2 separate regions of the Homo sapiens genome follow, and region 1 is linked to region 2. The links are chromatin loops, found by intact Hi-C in ENCODE. Cell type or tissue: left lung. All regions are shown on one strand. Region 1 has its middle 3.4 kb from the start of PRAC1. Region 2 has its middle 2.5 kb from the start of IGF2BP1.

Region 1 (2,500 bases), 280 kb after region 2:
TGGATAGAAGGACGGTGCGGATCCTTACTCCGGGTGAGCTAGAGCTGGCCAGGCAGAGAGCAGGGGCATCTCACAGGGTCCTGGACCCCCAGGCGAAGCCTGGGCAGTAATCAGACGTCCCCTTGCCCACTCAGAGGCTGATCGCCTTACCCTCATCCAGGCGGGCACACACCCGCACTACTCGCCAAACTCCGCAGACCCCAGGCTGAGGGCAGAGAGGCAGCTCTTGGTCTGCGGGGTCCGTACCCATCCTGTGGGCCCTCAGCTCCCCATCTCTAGGTGGGCCCAGCCCGTCGCCCCCGCCCGAGACCTGCGTCCAGCCTTTGTCATGTTGATGGCTGAAGCTCGCCGCACCTCCCATTCCAGGCAGGTTTTTGTCATTGAACTTGAGTCAGGCTATAAACATTCCTTCACCCCTCCGGAGCCAGGCCGAGACGCGGAGGGGTGGAGGGGAAGGGCGGAGGGGGCTGTGGAGCGACCCGAAACGCGAGAAACCGGGCCTCGCGCGGCTTTATCAAAGAGCTTCCAATCCTTGCCTTCCGGGGAACACCCGCCGGGCCTGCAGCTAAAAGCCGGATTCTTGAGGCCATCCGGCAAGTCAGGCCAATGTTTTGGTCGGGATCGACATGGTGTAACTTTTTCTGTTTTCCTCCTTGGCATTTCATGTTCGTTTACCTTATTCTAGGCAGTCTAATCCTTAATTTATTTTAATAATCAGGATAAACAGATGCGTACACAAACGAATACTAGCTAAGGCCGATGATTTATTAGAGAATGTTCGAGTCGGTCGTAACGAGGCCGTCGCCGCTCGGTTTTACAAGCGCCCCTCCCTCGGCGGGGTTATCCGGGGGGCTGTCGCCCGCCGCGCTATCCGATCCCTGGCTGCTACCAGGGCGGCTGCCGAGCCCCGCGGGTTTCCCAGCTGCCTTCCCAGGACCTGGAAACTTAAACTTCGCAAATGGGGCGTCTCCCTACTCGGTGGCGGAGGAAATAGCGGCCTGGAGAGCCATCCGACCCGGGAAACCGGCGCGTCTTTCCAGGCGACCCGCCGACTGCGGAGGCTGCGAGGAGCGGCCTGCTCAGACGGTAGTAGTGCTGCGTGTGCGTGTGTGTGTGTGTGTGTGTGTGTGTGTGTGTTTGTGTGCGAGCGCGTGCGAGTGTGTTTAAAGAATTCAGGATCCTGGAGCAAGGGAAGATCAAACACTCGATCTCCGGGTCTCTCCCTGGCTCGGTAACATCCAGTCGAAGGTGAACAGGGCGCGCCGGCGCGCGGGGAGGCGCAGGGGCCACTCCGTCTGGCGTGGGGCGCTTCGAGCGCAGGGCTTCCTTTCCAGCCGGGAGTCCCCCGCGGCTCAGCGACACCGGCTAATAAGATACCAAATCGGGCGAGACAACGAAAAGCTCCTGGCCTCCGTATTTGGGGCCAGAGACACCGCAGGGAGTCAGGTCCCCGCCGACAAATCGGAAGAGGCCTGCGGGAGTTAGCCAGATAATGCTCTCCCTGTCCTACCCGTCCCCACCAATTTGCCTTTTACCTGCCGCAGAGCTTGCTTGAACCAAAGGGGTTTGCGGTCTTCTCCTCCTCAACTTGCGATCCCCAGGCCTTCGCGGCCCGGGAAAGAATCCAGCCAACCCTTCTGCCTTTGTCTGACCTTCGGGGAAAAGAGGCGTGGGCGCCTGGGTCAAGTTCACGGACCTGGTCTGTGTCTTTTAGGACAAGCGGGGGCACCGTTCCCATTCTGACGAGGAGGGTTCTAAGCATTTGGGACAGTGTGGGGGCGAAAATGAAGCTGCGAGAAAGGACTTTCAATCTTAATCTGTTGCCCTAGTCTCACATCCCCTCCCCCTCCCGCAGCCCTGTAGAGGAGAAATAATTAGATCCGAAGGGAAGCCTTTGATTTGGAAAAATGCGAAGGTCTCATGGAATGAGCTTCCCAGAAATGGTCTTTGGCACTTGGGTAGTTTTGCGTTGAGTTCGGTGCCGGCGTTTATGAAAGTTAAGGATTTGCAGTATTCGGCACAGCGGTTTCTGTGGAATTCGATTCAGAGCAAACGAGATCACATCTACATTGCTTTCCAAAAAGCTTCAGACTCAACACATTGAAATAATTTTCCCCAACATCCTGGTTCCTACCCACCCCCCCCCCCTTTTTTTTTTTACAGGGCCTGATGCAAAATGATGTTCCTGCCCCTTAAAAAAAAAAAAAAAGAGCCTCAAAGTGGAAAAAAAAACTATCCCGATCGCAGCAAGTAGAACACGGGTCTTAAAACACAGAGCTACTTTTAAAACTTTTTTATAAACAGCCCCTTTTAAATTAAAAAAATTGTTTCAACGTGTATGTTTTATAATTTTTAACCACTGTTAATAGTTACTTTTTGTTCCCCTTCCCCTCAACCTAGTTATACACAACCTAATTTGGTTTGAAAACATACTGTACATTTTCTGTGTCCTAAGCAATTCCTCAAGTTATTGCAGTCTTCTAAGTGCTATTTTTAGATT
Region 2 (2,500 bases):
GTCCCTTCCCTCGGCTTTGACCAACTCATTCCGGATCCTCCGGCTCCCGGAGCCCGAGGGAAGGACCCGACTGGGCAAGGGGCGACACGTGGGCGGTCGCACCCCGTCTGGGCGGTGGGGGAGGGGGCTGCTCGCCGCGCGTTTCGGAGTCCCGGATACGCGGCGGAGAGCGGGACGCGCGGTCCACGGGCAAGCCCCGGCTCCACGGCGGAGCGGCGAGCGAGGCCAACGAGTTTCTAGCGGCGGAGGCTGGGATGGCGCCAGGGGTGGCCGAGAGCGCGGCCCGGAGACCCTGGAACCCCCTCGCCCAGGGAACGGGGAAAAAGGAGGGGTCGACCCCCAGAAATTCTGGAATCCCCTTGAACAGGGCGAAAACTGGGGTGTTACTCCGGACTCTGTGGGAGGGAGGATAATTCTAGCGGGGGCACGCGTGCTGGGAGGGCAGGTGAGGAAGGGGGTCACTCCCCTTCCCCAGTCCCCGACCCCATTGTCTCAGTCGCCTGCGGCCCGGGCCGACTCCGCAACACGTGTTGACTACACCGATATGAATGCCTTGAATTTTTTTTATTGTTATTATTTTTCGTTTGCAGAGTCTGAGCTGACTCCGACTTTGGCTCACCGCTCTGCGGCCGGACGATTGTATGCCATTCAAAAAGTCGGGAGTTGAAAGACAGCACGCAGCACCTTTGTCCCCCTCCCCGTTTTCCCGGCGCGCTGAAAAGAAATGGGGCTGGGACTTAGGGGCGGGGGAGGGCTTCCAACTCGGTTTCTCTATATCCTCCACCACCTTAGAGCCCACCCTCCCCAATGAGCGTTTTGTTCTACCCAGCCACGTGTTTGTCGGATTTTTGTTTTTGTGATTTTTTTTTCCCATGGAACAACAAGAATTAAAGTACTAGGAGCTATTTGTTGTTGAGTAGAAAGAGAATATTTTCTGTCCAAGAAGGTGGGAGACATCTGTGTCTCACCCCCACACACACACCTCCGACCCTCCCCCCTTATCTGACTCTTAATACTTAGCTGTTGGTCACAAGCATTATTTTTAAACAAACCAATGAGTAGGAAACAGGCATGCCACATAGTAGGCACTCAATAAACATTTTTTTAAATGAAAAACAAGCTAATACAAACAGCACAGCAAAGAGAATTGATGAAAATTAGAGTCCAGGGGGGAAAAAATTATCTTGGCCAGAACGTGTGGCTCTGTTGCCCGGGAACTTTTCTTGGTGATGTGTGTAGACTTTTGAAAGGGCTAAAAGATGGTCTCAAAAAGGCTGTTGTATTTCTTGGCCTTTTCCTAAAGAGGAGCCCCAATCTCCTTAAATCTTTTCTGTTATATTGGGGAACAAGGAGGAGGGCAACTAGGCAGATCATCCCAGTTCCCAGAAACTTTAAGTGCTGTTTCTTTCATTTAATTTGAATCTTTAGGTGCTAATAAAAGCACTTCTCAGATTGTCTCCCTGGGGGACATATCCACTACTCTGCCTCTGTATGCCTAAAACAAAAGCAAGTTACACCCCATAAAAATCTCCATCCAGACCTCTAAACTCCTATAAAATGCAGTCCACTTTTTACTATCCTAGAGTCAATGGGAAACAACATTTTTAAAAATAATCAGTGAATTCAGTTCACTTTCAGGTTGATTTTTTTCCATGTAAAAATATACTAACTAAATGTTAGCTGAAATCAGTTTTAATGTATTTAAGATAACGTTAGAAGAGAATATATAAATTTCACTTGAACAATCTGCTATTTTTAAATCCTTTTAAATATTTAATTAAAAATTACCAATAATTGCTAAATTGAAACTGATTAGTTCTTTTTAAAAAATCAGCTGTTTTACTGAATTCTAATCCTCTCCACCCCCCAAAAAAAGGCTTATGTGTGTATAGTCAGAAGCTGCAAAGGCTGCAAGAATACAAGAGAGGAGACAACAGGGGTGAGATACAGATCTTTTTAGCCCCCAAATCAGTTTTGCCTTAGTGACCTGGCTATTTTAGGCTGGGGTTGGGGGAACTAAATCACATTGATTGGTGTTTCATCTCTCCCTTTTGAATGAGCCCAGCACTCACATTAAGGGTTATTTCTTATCTAGACTGACATTCCTAGGTTAGGGATAAAAATGGGCAGACTTGAGGTACCATAACTTTTCATCTTTCTTTTCTTTGTTTTTGTTAACATTAAAGATTACTATCAAATATTGTATTTATTTTCAATTTTTTTTCTACATTGCTTCTTTGGGACAGATAAATCTTTAGTGCAGAGTTACACTTGTGTAAGAGTTAAAAATATAGCTACAGGATTAAATGGTTTTTTCTTTAATAATTATCCTTTATAATACATATCGTATATAATATATATTGTATATTCTACATAGTAATATTAATACTGTTATACCTCTTCCTCTTCTTGTTCTCCTCCTCTTCCTCCTCTTCTTTATTTTTTCCTGGAGAACAGTTTGGTCTAGTTATGGAATTTAATTATCTGAATTCAGAAACAC

What was found. A loop is a pair of places that touch in the nucleus more often than their neighbours do. Peaks named below come from ENCODE experiments on the same cell type or tissue, not always from the same donor. Only the 100,000 strongest peaks of a DNase experiment are listed, where the experiment ranks them.
Region 1: a loop joins it to region 2, with 2.6 times the contacts of the local background. A loop is called at or near these places in 13 of 110 quality-filtered maps.

The regions. Positions count from the first base shown.
Region 1 is chr17:48,717,850-48,720,349 of GRCh38, reverse strand. It overlaps a transcript of PRAC2 not described here. Among named protein-coding and RNA genes, the nearest start is that of PRAC1, 3.4 kb to the left of the region's middle. In left lung, no CTCF peak of the experiment used is centred here; a DNase peak (open chromatin) is centred at 1,294; H3K27me3 peaks cover 2,500 bases.
Region 2 is chr17:48,993,673-48,996,172 of GRCh38, reverse strand. No RefSeq gene overlaps it. Among named protein-coding and RNA genes, the nearest start is that of IGF2BP1, 2.5 kb to the left of the region's middle. In left lung, no CTCF peak of the experiment used is centred here; no DNase peak of the experiment used is centred here; H3K27me3 peaks cover 2,500 bases.